2 separate regions of the Homo sapiens genome follow, and region 2 is linked to region 1. A link is an interaction called in ENCODE POLR2A ChIA-PET data of the cell type or tissue named here. Cell type or tissue: MCF 10A. All regions are shown on one strand.

Region 1 (8,000 bases):
GCCTGTAGTCCCAGCTACTCCGGAGGCTGAGGCAGGAGAATGGCGTGAACCCGGGAGGCGGAGCTTGCAGTGAGCTGAGATCGCACCACTGCACTCCAGCCTGGGTGACAGAGTGAGACTCCGTCTCAAAAAAAAAAAGAAAGAAAAAGAAAATACTGAAACAATTTTTTCAAAATAAAATGAAGTTGACGTTCAAGTTCATTCCAACAAATTTGAAAACCCAGAGAAAATAGGTTATTTCCTAGGAAAATGATAAATTGCCAAAATTGACTTAAAGACAAAAACCTAAAGACATTTATAACCACTAAAAAAATTAAAAAATCAAAATACTTGTCAAAAACAATTAACTTTTTATTTTTTCAGTTATTTTTAAATTATAATTTTATAGTTTTATTATTTGAGTTTTGAGACAACGCCTATATAATATTTGTATTTTGGAATTTGAGACATTAATTTTGAACTATTGCATGATGAATTTTTAAATATGTTCCATAAGATATTGGAAAAATGGGCTGGGTGTGGTGGCACACGCCTGTAATCCCAGCACTGGGAGGCCCAGGTGGGTGGATCACCTGACATCAGGAGTTCGAGAGCAGCCTGGCCAACATGGTGAAGCCCCATGTCTACTAAAAATACAAAAAATTAGGCAGGTGTAGTGGCAGATGCCTGTAATCCATGCTAATTGGGAGGCTGAGGCAGGAGAATCGCTTGAACCCAGCCTGGACAATAGAGCAAGACCCTGTCTCAACAAAGAGAAAAAAAAGATATTGGAAAAATGGTTTATATAATACTTGGAACTTTCTAGCTAATCTTTAAAAACCAGAATATTCCTTGTTTGTCTACCTATCATCTATTTATAATTATAAAAGTAATCCAAGCTTATTATAACAAATTTAAACCACAAAAAAAGACAATTGTGTTTGCACCTCAAAGGATTACCACTCACTGTTAAGTCAGTACATATCTTTCCACATTCTTCACTGCTTTTTCAAACATAAAAAATAAACTTTGAATGTTTTAATTCTTTAATGTTTGCTTTATTATAATTAATTTATTTTTCCTATATTCCTTGATTATGTTTCATTTCCTTTCCCTAAGTTTTTGGCTGGAATGCTTATCATTCTATAATCCTTTGTCACTAAGTTATTATTGTAATACCCACCTCTCTTCTTTGAATCAAAAATTATTTAAAAGAGTAAACTTTTTCAATGCCTGCATAACTTTGGTTAATTTTTTCTTCTGTTAGCTCTATTGTCTTGCACTCAGAGACTGGCCCATGTAATATTTACTTTTCAGACTCCAAGATTTTCACTTTATCAAATACAGGATTAAGTCCATAAGACAATGGAAAAACAACTATATTCTGTTTTTAGAGTTCCAATAATCTTTCAAATCAATCTTAATTATATAATTCTGATTTCTTGTATTGTAGTCCATTTTTTTCTGCCTAGTCAGTCTGTCAAAGACAGAAATATATATGATAACACACTACTTATATATTTTTAAAAATCCATCTTTTTGCATTTTTAATGGTTAATATACTTAATATATTAACAACTAATATATTTTCATGAAAAACAATTCAACACTGGCAGGTAGCATTCTAAGATGGTCTCTAAAATTCCTGGTGGCTAGTATACATTCCACGTAATAATCCCCTCTTCTTGAGTGTGAGAGAAATCTGGGAATGTGGGTGGCTATGAGTCCCATGATTAAGTTATGTTATATGGAAAAGTTGAAGGGATTTTGCAGATATAACTAAGGTTCTGAATCAATCAATTTTAAGTTGATCAAATGATAGATTATCCTGAGTGGGCCTGACCAAATCAAGTGAGACCTTTAAAAGAGAGTTGGAAGGTCAGAAATAGAAGGGGTTAGAGAGATTTGAAGTGAGAGAGAGCCCCATGCTGGCCTTGCGGAAGCAAACAGCCATGTTGAGAACTGCCTATGGGAGGGGCCGTGTAGCAAGGGCTTGCACACGGCTTCCAGGAGCTAAGAGTGATCCCAGCCAATATCCAGCAAGAAAGCAGACACCCCAGTCCTACAGTCTCAAGGAACTGAATTTTACTAATGTAGGATACAGTAAATTCCTCTTCTAAGTTTAGCCTGTTAACTTCCTTTAAAATTCAAGAGGAAGAAAAATTGTTAAGTACAATGAATTCTGAGTTCCTCTTCAAAAAACCAATATGTCAGTATGTTCAGCTTCCCTGTCCTTTGTCCTCCATTTTAAAGTTTAACGTCCTCATTCTTTACCCTCCTAGCCTCTATCACCTGTTCTGTCTTTAGGGATCCTTAGTCACATGCTCTGTCCTCAGCCATCCTTAGTCACCTGTGCTGTCCTTAGGCATCCTTAGTCACCTGTTCTGTAACCATGCCTCCCACCGAAACTACTCACCCCACCACTCTGGGTGGTACCCTTGCTCTCTTTAAAATAGCCAGTCAGCATTAGCTTAGACTGTGTGGTCCAACCCTAGCCAATAGGGGAGAGAGGCAGCAGTAGGGGCTAGCTGCATGCTTTAGGAATAAGACTCCCTTCCCCTCCCTTGTCTGGTGTGCTCTCGCCATTGCTGTATCCATGAGATGCACCCTTCTATAGAAGTAAATTGCCTTGCTGAGAAAACTTGCCTGAGTGCTATTTTCACTTGGTGGCACCAAGCATTTACTTCCAACACTAGTAACTTGAATGAGCTTGGAAGAGGATCCTAAACCCTAGATGAGTAGATGAGAACACACCTTAGCTGGCATCTTGATTTAATTTCAATTTTGTGAGATCCTAATAGTAACCAATACTTTTATAAGCACGCAACTACACTGGGCCCAGACTTCTGACCTATGGAAACTATGAGATAATAAATGAGTAATGTTTCAAGCTGCTAAGTTTGTAGTATTGTGTTATGCAGCAAGAGAACACAAATACAAACATATAAAGACTTCTGAGAGTTATATTTTTGGTGTTAATTAGATCTTTCATGATTATAAAATAACCTCTATTGTTCTGTTTAATATATTTGCTTTACATATTTTAATATTTTTGTTATTATACATATTACTAATATTGTGATTTCTGTTTTATTGGTGTTTGCTTTCATTTATTATCCCTTTGTCATCCTTTTAGTTCTAAAGTTGTGAGATACTTCTAGAAATAGTGTCTATATACATATATATATTTGTTTAATTGAATTTTTTGTATTTTCATGATATAATTTGTCACATTTTATTTATTGGTATCTCTTTTGATCTTAATTTTTCGTCTCGTGCTGTTATTTCTGTATCTTATTCTTTGTTCAGTTATTTTCTGTACTTTGGTATATAACTATATTTTTGTTTGTTTTCTCTTTTTCAGTGACTTTAGAAAGTATGCATTTAAACCTTGTTTTTAGGAATAAAAAAATTTACATTTTTCTAAAGGATTCTTCTACTTGTGTATTTTTTTCAAGGCAGGGACTAGGGCTCTTGTCCCCTTGTACCCTTAGTATCAATCACATAGAAATGTTTAAAAAATGTTTGATTGGCCGAGCATGGTGGCTCATGCCTGTAATCCCAGCACTTTGAGAGGCCAACGCAGGTGGATGGCTTGAGGCCAGGAGTTCAAAACCAGCCTGGGCAACATGGTAAAACCCTGTCTCTACAAAAAATACAAAAATTAGCCAGGTGTGGTCCCAGCTTCTTGGGAGGCTGAGGCAGGAGGATCACTTGAGCCTGGGAGGTGGAGGTTGCAGTGAGCTGAGATTGCACCATTGCACTCCAGCCTGGGTGACACAGCAAGACTGTCTGAAAATAAATAAATAAATAAATAAATAAATAAATAAATAAATAAATACAAAACATTTGGTTTGCTGAATTGAAATCACTAGGTTCTAAGCAATTGTGCTGGTAAGTAGCTTTTACCATTTTTTTTCAAATAAGCATTTAAAAATATTATTTGATTTTTCTCTTTGGGTTATATCATGTTCATGTTGGTTTTAAACCATATTCTTCATATACACTCTCTTGAAACAGACACCTGTAATCTGAAACAAAAAATAAAAATAACTTGATGGACTAGAATGTAATTACCTTCTTCTGATTTTTTTTCTTTACTTTTTTTTTTTTGAGAAGGAGTCTTGCTCTGTTGCCCAGGCTGGAGCAAAGTGGTGCAATCTCAGTTTACTGCAGCCTCCACCTCCTGGGTTCAGGGGATTCTCCTGACTCAGCCTCCCGTGTAGCTGGGATTACAGGTGCATGCCACCATGCCTGGCTTACGTTTGTTATTTTTAGTAGAGACGGGGTTTCAGCATGTTGGTCAGGCTGGTCTCGAACTCCTGACCTCAAATGATCCATCCAAGTTTACCTCCCAAACTGCTGGGATTACAGGCGTGAGCCACCGTGCCTGGCACTTTTTTTTTTTTTTTTTTTTTTAGAGATAGGATTCAGTCTGTTGCCCAGGCTGGAATGAAGTGACTCAATCATAGCTTATTGCAGCAACCTCTTGGCTTTAAATGATCCGCCTGCCTTGGTCTCCCAAAGTGCTGGGATTATAGGTATGAGCCACCGTGCCTGGCGACAATCTGTTTTTCTGATACATACTCACCTTACTTAATAATATATTGTGCACATTTTTCCAAGTTCTTGGAAGGAAGGTATTTCTGGTAATGGAACCAATAAATCAGAGGGTGCATGATACATAAATCCAAATTTGTAATCACTTAAGTACATTGTAAGTTTATTTCTCATGTAAGTGCCCACGACGAGTACAGGTCAGTGAATGGCTCTATTCCATACTGTGATTCAGAGACTGAGGCTCTTTCTAACTTGTTATTCTTGCATAACCAGAGTATACTGTCATCTGCATGATTTAGGCTGGTTGCCATGCCTAGGATCTGGCTAGTAGAAGGGAAAGGGAACATGGAGAAAATATACTGTCTAAAAAGACTAAGTCCTGAAGTGAGATTTACCACATTACTTTATACTCACATTCCTTCAGGGGGGATATAGTCACATGGCCATCCAACTGCAAGAGAGGCTGGGAAATGATAAGAAGGGGAGACTAGATTTTGGTACACAGTTTTGTTATATATTTGTTTAATTTCATATGTGAAAAAAATTTTAACACATTAATCTCATTGTAAAAGAATTGTCTTTGAAGGTATCACAGGCACTTGTCAAATGGGCACACCTCTAGTTAGTGGCAGATCCAGAATGGAAACAGATCTTTTGACACTGATGGCAAAGCTTTTTCTATTTTTTTTTTTTTTTTTTTTTTTTGAGACAAAGTCTCACTTTGTTGCTCAGGCTGGAGTGCAGTGGTGTGATCTCAGCTCACTTCAACCTCCCCCTCCCAGGTTCAAGCGAGTCTCCCGCCTCAGCCTCCCCAGTAGCTGGGATTACAGACGTGCGCCACCATGCCCAGCTAATTTTTGTATGTTTAGTAGAGACGGGGTTTCACCATGTTGGCCAGGCTGGTCTTGAGCTCCTGACCTCGTGATCTGTCCACCTCGTCCTCCCAAAGTGCTGGGATTACAGGCGTGAGCCACTGCACCCAGCCGGCAAAGCTGTTTCTAATGAATGATACGGACAGGAGGTTGGGAAATACTAAGCAGAAAAGGGCAGTGTCGCGGACAAAGCCCCATCCTCAAACCTGGACCTGCAGCCCAAAGCGAAAACATGCATTCCTGTTTTCCAGCTGGAAATGTTGCCTTTTCCAAAACCACCCTGGCCCACCCTATCCCCCATCCTGTACCCATAAAAAGCCAGGCTCCACTGGCAGAGAGGCAGAGAAGGAGAGAAGGAACAGCCAGACATTGGAGACAAGAGAAGCAGCAGCTGGACATCAGAGAGAAGCAGCTTGACTTCACAGGGATGGCTTAATGATAAGACCTTGGAGAAGAGTTTGGCCAGGGATGGCCAAACTCCAGGGGAAGACCACCTTCCCACTCCATTCCCTTTCTAGCTCCCCATCCAGCTGAGAGCCACTTCTACCGCTCAATAAAATCCTCCACATTCACCACCCTTCAATTCATTCATGTGACCTTATTCTTCCTGGATGATGGACAAGGACCCGGGTGTGGGTACAAGAGGCTGTCACACTGACCCTCCACTGAGCTGTGTAACACTTAAGCCAACCATGGATGGCAAAGCTAAGAGAGTGCACTCTAACACATGCCCTCTGGGGCCTTGGGGTTGGCAGGCAACCCCTAGATGCTGCCATGGGCTCTCACGGAGTTCTGCTCCTGCTGGTTGCCCAGAAGCACTTGTCCTGGCCCCTGTACCCACTCGCCTGCATGCTCCCACTTCTGTAAGGGGTTGAGAGCTATAGTCTGAGTCCCACGAAGGGGTCAAGGGAATTATCCTGTTTCATTAATGCAAGGCTTACTTTACTTTTTTAAAGTTAATGAAGTATGAGCTTTTTTTTTTCACTGAAGATAAACACTATTAGAAATATCTCTGTCTGGTGAGAGGTTGAAGCTTTTTTGAGAGAGACTTCTATAAACTATAGAGTATGGGGTTAATTTAATTTGAGAAAATGGTTGTCTAGTCAGTTGGTAGAAGCAGCCTGTAGACCATATTGCTGGCATAATTATTTTAGATGCTAACAAATGAGAGAACATTTTGATAACTCCATGAAAATCTCTCAGATTTTAGTTGTTAACGATGGGACATCATTCCCTGAATTCCACATTCACTAAATAGGCTTCCATTAAAATATTCCTTTTTTATTCTCCAGATACTTGTATATCAGCTTTGAGCATGTAGGGTAAGTGTTGACTACTTATTTGGTGAATTTGTACAGGTAATTTGGATAACTTAGGTTTTCAAATACTATTTTTCAGTAGGCATGTATAGTTGCTTTTTGCTTCACTTTACCAGATAAATACCAAAATCTCCGTTTCAATTTGCCATTGTAGTCAGAGCTAAAGAAACAACTCATAATGGTGGTGGAAATTCCTGGTTATTTCAGCCAGCTTTTCTCTTTATCCCAGAACATAAAGAATACAAATAACTTACAACTCCTTTAAAAATCATATTGCTATAAATTTATATCCTATTACTGAAGATAACATGTCATACATAGTTCTTGTAGAATATTTCTCCAGACCTCTATACATCTTTTAGTAATGCTACAGGACAACGTCTTCAAATATATGTAAAAGATCATAAATTTTATCATGCTTGATTGCAGAAGGTAATCACTCTCCTGGAACAGAGAGTCTGCATCCTTCTAACTCTGATATGTTCTCTACAGCTTTTAAATTGAAGAGGAATGCCTGCAGCAGGGGCTATCACACTATCAGCTGCATGCAGGGCGGGCTGCTGGAGGGCATGTGTCATTAGCATCACCCTGTGAGGGGATGCATACTATTCATTATGTGTGGACACTATTATGCCCCACAGGGACAATAAGCAGGAAAGATCAGTCTTCCGAAACCTCATTCTCCCAAAACAAATCTACAGAACTACTATATTCATGGGAAGACTTCCTATTGTAGGTTTATTGACTTTTGAGTGAAAGAAATGAGGTCACAGAGTTATTATTAAAAATAACAAAAAAGTTTTCAAATGCATACCTCTGATCAGTTGCTTGGATGAATTATTGAACTCAGGAAAGTACTAACTGATTTTCAGTGAGAAAACCTTTGTAATATTGGTGAATGCAATTTAAAACCTGGCATTATAGTTTATTAAGTGGTGCATTTACTTCATCTGAATCTTCAGGTTATTATGAGGGTATCATTCTGTTGATGAAAAAAGTCAAACTGTAAAATATTTAAGAGATTTATTCTGAGCCAAATATGAGTGACCATGGCCCATGACACAGCCCTTAGGTGGTTCTGAGAACATGTGCCCAACGTGGTTGGGGCACAGCTTGGTTTAACATATTTTAGGGAGACAAGAGACAGCAATCAAATACTTTAAAGATATACATTGGTTCTGTGCAGAAAGGTGGGACAATTCGAAGTGGGGAAGGTTGGAGGTCAAGGTCTTAGGTAGATTTTAAAATTTTCTGATCGGCAATTGGCTGA
Region 2 (8,000 bases), 360 kb after region 1:
TTGCAGTTCCTGTAGGTGACAACTAACCTGTATTTATTTCCTTAATACAGACAAACAGCTTATCTGAATCTGGAGGTGCTGGGTTTTTTTTTAATAATGCCTTAAAACAAAAGACATTCTAGAATAGATTGGATTTTTAGAATTTATTATTTTATACCACAGAAAGCAGCAGCTTATTTTGCCTTCCTAGTCCTGCCAGAGACGTTTGAACCAGAGCGACTCCATCTTGAATGGGGGCTGGGTAAAATGAGGCGGAGACCTCCTGGGCTGCATTCCCAGGAGGTTAGACGTTCTTAGTCACAAGATGAGATAGGAAGTCGACACAAGGTACAGGTGACAACGACCTTGCTGATAAAACAGGATGTGATAAAGAAGCCTGCCAAACCCACCAAATCCAAGATGGCGACAAAAGTGATCTCTAGGCGTCCTCTCTGCTCATTACACGTTAATTATAATGCATTAGCATGCTAAAAGACACTCCCACCAGTGCCTTGGCAGTTTACAAATGCCATGGCAACATCTGGAAGTTACCCTAAGTGGTTTAAAGTGGGGAGAAACCCTCAGTTCCAGAAATCCCAGCCCCTTTCCCAGAAAACTCATGCATAATCCACCCCTTGCTTAGCATAAGTCAAGAAATAACCATAAGTATTCTCAGTTTAGCAGCCCATGCCACTGCTCTGCCTGTGGAGTAGCCATTCTTTTATTCCTTTACTTTCCTAATAAACTTGCTTTCACTTTGCTGTATGGACTCACCCTGAATTCTTTCTTGTGTGAAGTCCAAGAACCCTCTCTTAGGGTGTGGACTGGGACTCCTTTCCAATAACAGTCCTAGGAACTAGGAAGTTAGGAAATTAGATCTAAAGTCTCCTCTCCCTTTCTCCACCTCCTTCCCGCCTCTCTTTGTTTTAGTTTTTGGACCTATTCATTGGTTATCCAGCACTTTTTCTGTCGTTATATCAGCATCTTTATTGCCTTCTCATCTCTGGTTCGTTCATTTCTTTTCTCCTTGGATCAACACTTAAAAGTATTTAAAGTAGGTTTTTGACAGAGTCCTTTTATCATCTCTCTTTTTATTTTTTTTTAAATTGTGGGCCAACCCTCAAAACAATTAAAAACAAAAATTGGAACTCAAATATATCACTTAAGAATATAGTTTTTTTCCAGATGTTCTTGTGATATTCCTTTTCATTGTGATAGAGCTATTTTTTCCAATGACATTAAATGAGGACATGTTATGACCAGAACAAGGCTGGCTCCTTGTTGGTCTCAGGATGTTCCTATGAACACATTTGTGTGAATGTTTGCAGATGTCTTTGTGTGAAACATAGGCAGTTTTCCACTGAGAAATGAAATTCAGGGAATTAAACTGAGGATTCCTTCTTAAGGGCACCAACACATTTTAAAATAACATTTTAGTTTGGAAGGAGAAACTCCATTAAACTCAATTAAAAGAGGGATATGCTAAATCTCTTTCCTAATCATGGTAATTTTCCTCTTACCCATTTTGGAACACTTGTAAGTGCTTTCCTCCTTTTGCCAAACTCACTTGAATTTTGCAAGCCTGCAATTTGTGGACATTCAGTTGTGGCTGATACTGTAAGTAGCAGGCACATATTAGCAAAATATACAGTGTTGAAATCAGTTTCCCTCTTTGGGGGCTCTGTGTGGTAATGTGGCTGTGGCTTTGGCTTTGGGCCGTGGACCGCTTATGCACCATACTGCTTTCACAGTCATGCCTACCGTCTTAGCTTGAAAAGCATGGCCTGAGACTAGGGCCTGGTGCAGCCAGTGCACTTAGGAAAATGCACCCAAGGAGTAGCAGTGGGGGAGGAGGTGTTTGGGAGAGCGACGTGGGGAAGAAGGGAAGCCAACTCAACAGAGTGCAATTGAGCTGGTTTCTCTCATTGTCAGTTAGGGACCTAGCCCACTGCAGATCCTCTGAGAAACCTTCTCAAGTGTACTTGAAGATTATTCACAAGAGAAGGAGGAGTATTTATTCCCAGGCTCAACTTTCCTTGCTCAAAGATTGTCCCAAAGGTGTTGACTCCCTCCTGTCCCAGTCCCAGGCCCACAAATGTGGCAGGGTGGCTGGATGGTGTCTGCAGGCCTCCCATTGAGCAGTGACAGAGAGTTCAGGGCAGTGAGCAAGAGAAAGGCTGCTCTGCTGAGGCCAGTGCGCCAGGACACACCTGTAAGCCCCTGGCTGCTGCAGCAATGGGCAAAGCACAAGGCACACTGAAAGATGCCCCCTGCACCTACACACCAGGAAACATATTTCTACCTACACACCAGGAAACATATTTCTAAACGTAATCAGCTTCTGACTATGCTTTATCAGCAGCTTCTGGCATTGAATTTGGGGATAGATATGAATGCCACATTTCAAGATAGCCACAGTAAGACAGTGAGTGGCAGTGGACTGTTCCTTCTGTTCACACCTCTTGGTGACCTGGTGCTACCTTTGCAGAGTCCCATGGGAAGCCACATATGGCAGGCAGATCACCCAACCAGCTCAGAAGCCCAAGGGCACTTTCTTAGTGGACAACTGGATCACCCACCCACCTTGTCCACTCAGGAAGTGTCCTTGGACTTCTGTAATGCCACAGACCGTTTCTACTTGCTCACACCTGGAAGCCCTGAGTGCTAATAAAAGAAACATCAACAGGGGAGGGATATAAGTGCTGCAGTGTTTGTGATTAGCTGCTATTGTCAGGAACATGGCTAATGCTGCAGGGGGAACCTGCAAAACTCACCCAACTGTCGTGCACTGGCGCTAGAACAACATGCACATCACAAAGTTGGTTTTATAGCCATAAGGTGTTACTACAGCCTTTGGCACGTGGTCAGCATCATTTCACAAACACTTTCCCCAGTGACCTCAAATCATTTCCTTATATACATAGGTGCATACATATATAAACATATCTATGCCAAAAACATCCTGGTGTAATTAAGGACAGCAACAACTGTCTATAAAAATCCCCTTAATACCCAGTTCAGTGTCGAACCACTTCAGGAGTCTCTCCCTCCATTAAAAAAATTTTTTAAAATAATATTTTAATGACTTTAATACTTTTTAATGACTGTTGGTATAAAAACGAATATAATCTAGGCTGGATTTATGACTATATATTTATTATAATGACTATCATTCATATTCAAGAATATATCAAAATATAGTATTTGTAATATTATTTTATTATTTTTAATTATTAGATTCTTTTTTTTCTGATTTTTAAGAGAAATTAAGATTAAGACATTTCTGTTGGCCCTAGAACCTGTACCTACCGTGACTGATGGGTAAATTGGCCCTGTCCAGCCCAGAGGAGTTGACCCGTTGTTAATGTCCACGTTCCTCCCAAAGGCTTAGCAAACATCATAACTACATCTTGAAAATAAGTACTAAAAACAAATGTGACTGGTAGTAATTTGCTACAAATAGAAATTAATTTTAAAAAGCAAAAGACAAATGTCATGTTCTTTCTTTCCTTTCCTTTATCCTTCCTCTCTTCTGTTATTGAAATTAAGCTTTTAAAATTTTGAGACCAAGGCTGGGTGTGGTGGCTCACACCTGTAATCCCAGCACTTTGGGAGGCCGAGGTGGGCAGATCACATGCGGTCAGGAGTTCAAGACCAGCCTGGCCAACATGGTGAAACTCTGTCTCTACTAAAAATACAAAAACTCGCTGGGCGTGGTGGTGGACGCCTGTAATCCCAGCTACTTGGGAGGCCGAGGCAGGAGAATTGCTTGAACCCAGGAGGCGGAGGTTGCAGTGAGCCAAGATCACGCTACTGCACTCCAGCCTGGGCAACAGAGCAAGACTGCATCTCAAAATAAATAAATAAATAAATAAATGAATGAATGAATAAATAAATAAATAATAACTCTGTCTCAAAATAAATAAATAAATAAAATAGAATTTTGAAACCATTGTTGAATCACATGCAGTTGTAAGAAATAACACAGACACAGAGATCCTGTATACCCTTCACTTGGTTTCCTCCCGTCTTCCTTCCTTTTTATTTATTTATTTATTTTGAGACAGCGTCTCGCTCTGTCACCCCGACTGGAGTGCAGTGCAGTGGCACTATCTCAGATCACTGCCAGCTCCGCCTCCCAGGTTCATGCCATTCTTCTGCCTCAGCCTCCCAAGTAGCCAGGAACTACAGGCACCCCCCACCATGCCTGACTAATTTTAGCCAGGATGGTCTCGATCTCCTGACCTCATGATCCGCCCGCCTCGGCCTCCCAAAGTGCTGGGATTACAGGCGTGAGCCACCGTGCCCGGCCCTTCCTTTTTAAATCACACAGTTTCACTGCTCAGTGACACATTACATCAAAATTTGTATCAAAATACAATTAGCAATCTTTTCTCTAAGCTGCTGGTACAAATCTTTTTTTGCACTTGGATCTTTGCTTGCGGACCTAATTAAACTAAGAGCTTCTGCACAGCAAAAGAAACTATCAACAGAGTAAACAGACCATCTACAGAATGGGAGAAAATATTCAAAAACTATGAATCTGACAAAGATCTGATATTTAGAAACTATAAAGAACTCAAACAATTCAACAGGCAAAAGACAAATAACCCCATTAAAAAGTGGGCAAAAGACATGAACAGACACTTTTCAAAACAAGACATACAAGTGGCCAGCAAATACCTGAAAAAATGTTCCACATCAGTAATCATCAGAGAAATGGGAATCAAAACCACAGTGAGATACCATCTTATACCAGTCAGAATGGCCATTATTAAAAATCCAAAAAAATAACAGATGCTGGTGAGGCTGCAGAGAAAAAGGGAATACTTATACACTGTTGGTGAGGATATAAATTAGTTCAGCCACCATGGAAAGTAGTTTGGAGGTTTCTCAAAAAACTTAAAACAGAACTACCATTCAACCCAGCAATCCCATTACTGGGTTTGATTTATTTTCTTTTGGGTATATACCCAAATAAATCATTCTACCAAAAAGACACATGTACTTGTATGTTTATCACAGCACTATTCATAATAGCAAAGACAAGGAATCAGCCTAGATGCCCATTAGCAGTGGACTAGATAAAGAAAATGTGGTACATTTATACTATGGAATACTATGCAGCCATAAAAAGAATGAAATCAAGTCTTTTGCAGCAACATGGTTATAACTGGAGGCCATTCTCCTAAGCAAATTAATGCAGGAATAGAAAACCAAATACTGCATGTTCTCACTTATAAGTGGGAGCTAAGCACTGGGTACATGTGGGCATAAAGATGGGAACAATAGACACTGGGGACTAGTGGAGAAGAAAGGGAGGCAGACAAGCTGAAAACCTTGAAAAGCTACCTATTGGATACTATGCTCACTACTTGGATGATGGGATCATTCATACCCCAAACCTCAGCATCACACAACATACCCATGTAACAAACCTGCACATGTACCCCTGAATCTAAAATAAAAGTTGAAATTATTAAAAATAAATAAATAAAATAAACCTTTACTTGCATTTAATAATTTGTCATTTGACACTAGTAATAGTTCCTAAATGTTTTTTAAAAGGCCCTAAAATGTTAAGTTGTGCTTAATATGAATTCCACCTCAAATACTGTCATTCTTATTTTTCTAATTTTTAAACACTTGAGCACCTTTCTCTAAATGTGTTAAATAAATTTTTTTTTTTTTTGAGACAGAGTCTCACTCTGTCACCCAGGCTGGAGTGCAGTGGCGCGATCTTGGCTCACTGCAAGCTCTGCCTCCCAGGTTCATGCCATTCTCCTGCCTCAGCCTCCCAAGTAGCTGGGACTAAAGGCGCCCGCCACCACGCCTGGCTAATTTTTTTGTATGTTTAGTAGAGATGGGGTTTCACCATGTTAGCCAGGATGGTCTCGATCTCCTGGCCTCGTGATCCACCCACCTCGGCCTCCCAAAGTGCTGGGATTACAGGTGTAAGCCACTGCACTGGCCCTAATAAAATCTTAATATGTATTGCCCTGGAATGATCCTAACCTGCAATAGACAACATTGTGTAAGTTGGGTTGCTTTGGCATTGACCTTAAATATCCATGCCAGATAGTAGCATAAGAAAAACAAGTGCATGGATTTCCTTATCCCAACCTCACACCCTTTTGTGGGAAGGAATTGGAAGAAAGCTCCTAGATGCAGAGCCAGTTTTCTCAATCTCAACACTATTGACACTTTGGGATGGATAATTCTTTTTTTGGGAGGGGCAGGGGGAGCTGTCTGGTGCATTGTAGGATGTTTGGTAGTATCCCTGGCTTTTACCCACTAGATGCCAGTAGCACCCCTGACCCACCCTACCAGCTGTGACAATCAAAAATGTCTCCAGACATGGCTAAATGTCTTCCGGAGGACATCATTTATCTTGGTTGAGCTCCACTGGCTCAGAGGATCCAGAGAGGCAGAGAAAGGATTGTGAGACTAGGACTATAAAGGATGTCTCCAGGTTTGTAGGAACTTTTGCACATTTTTTTTCCTGAAAACCCTGGAAGTCCTAATTTCTTCACTGACCCCCCTGCGTTGCTGAGACAAAGGCATAGAGTGCAGGCTCCAGAGCTAGACTGCTCAGACTCAAATCCTCGCTTTGCCAGTTGCTAACTGGGGGGCTTCAGGCAAGTTTTGATCCCTAAGCCTGATTTCCTCATTGTGAAATGGGGATACGATAGAAGCCACCTCACATAAGAGAATCCATACTAAGTGCTTATCACCGATCAGAGGCCTGGCACGTTGCAAATAGTGTTAGGCACGTGTGCACGCACACACACACACACACCCCAGAGCAGTTGCAGTTAAGGCATTTTCGCAGAAATTACGGTGATGGCTATCTTTTGTAAGTAATTATGGTGATAGCTATCTTTTGTATGGTGGATTAAAGGACATCCATCGTATTGTGAAGGATTTAATAATAAATAAGTTACAGAAATTAACTGCCTTTACAGAAATAGGGAAGGCAGTGTTTAATAACTAAGCGTAAGGGCGTAATTCCTCTGCTCTGCTGAGAAGCCAGGTTAAAGCACTTATTATTGGCTAGGCATTAATTACATTATTCCTGATCCTCCTTACAGTCACGTAAGGTGGCCATTATTATGCCCAATTTTAGGGTAAAGAAATAAAGTTCAGAGAGGTTAAGTCACTAGCTCAAGGTCACAGCACTAATAAATTGCTAACAGGGGAGTCTAGCTCACATCGGATTTAATTCAAACCCTTTCTTTTGCGGCTGTGCAATATAATAGAAAGTGGACGAGTAAAAGGCAGGCAGAGGGAAGATGAACTGAAATGACCCAGGGAAAGATTGTAAAGGAGGCACTTGGCCAGAGAGAGAAAATGCCAAGAGTGAAAGATGAGAGCTGTTCTTTTAGCAGAGGGAGCTGAGATTCCTTGACAGATAGTAACACTAATCTTCACTTGTCCTTTCTTTAAATTTTTTTTTTTTTTTTTGAGACAGAGTCTCGCTCTGTCACCCAGGCTGGAGTGCAATGATGCGATCTCTGCTCACTACAACCTCCACTTCCCAGGTTCATGCCATTCTCCTGCCTCAGCCTCCCAAGTAGCTGGGACTACAGGCACCCACCACCACGCCCGGCTAATTTTTTTTTTTTTTTTTGTATTTTTAGTAGAGACGGGGTTTCACCATGTTAGCCAGGATGATCTTGATCTCGTGACCTCGTGATGCGCCCACCTCGGCCTCCCAAAGTACTCGGATTACAGGTGTGAGCCACCGCGCCTGGCTGTCCTTTCTTTAAATTTTTAAGGAAATTGAGAAAGAGAAAAGGCAGATGTTGGAAATTCAGCTGGAGAAGATATTTCGAGGTGTCACTTTGTGCTGTCTGCAGTGATGGGAGCTCTCAGTGTGAAGCCCTAATTTAGGCTGTCCAGAGAAACCCAGCCAGAGAGTGTCCTGTTGGCAGAAGGATGGAGAGGTTTATAGGAGAAGGGCCTTGGGAAAAGAGAAGGGATTTTGAATTCTGCCTTGGCTGAGAAAACAAACAATTATT

The links. Peaks named below come from ENCODE experiments on the same cell type or tissue, not always from the same donor. Only the 100,000 strongest peaks of a DNase experiment are listed, where the experiment ranks them.
Region 2: POLR2A ChIA-PET joins it to region 1 with 5 read pairs; 2 of 35 experiments call an interaction of 5 or more read pairs at or near these places.

What each region holds. Positions count from the first base shown.
Region 1 is chr6:17,571,850-17,579,849 of GRCh38, reverse strand. No RefSeq gene overlaps it. Among named protein-coding and RNA genes, the nearest start is that of FAM8A1, 24 kb to the left of the region's middle. In MCF 10A, no CTCF peak of the experiment used is centred here; a DNase peak (open chromatin) is centred at 4,809.
Region 2 is chr6:17,213,056-17,221,055 of GRCh38, reverse strand. No RefSeq gene overlaps it. Among named protein-coding and RNA genes, the nearest start is that of RBM24, 64 kb to the left of the region's middle. In MCF 10A, no CTCF peak of the experiment used is centred here; no DNase peak of the experiment used is centred here.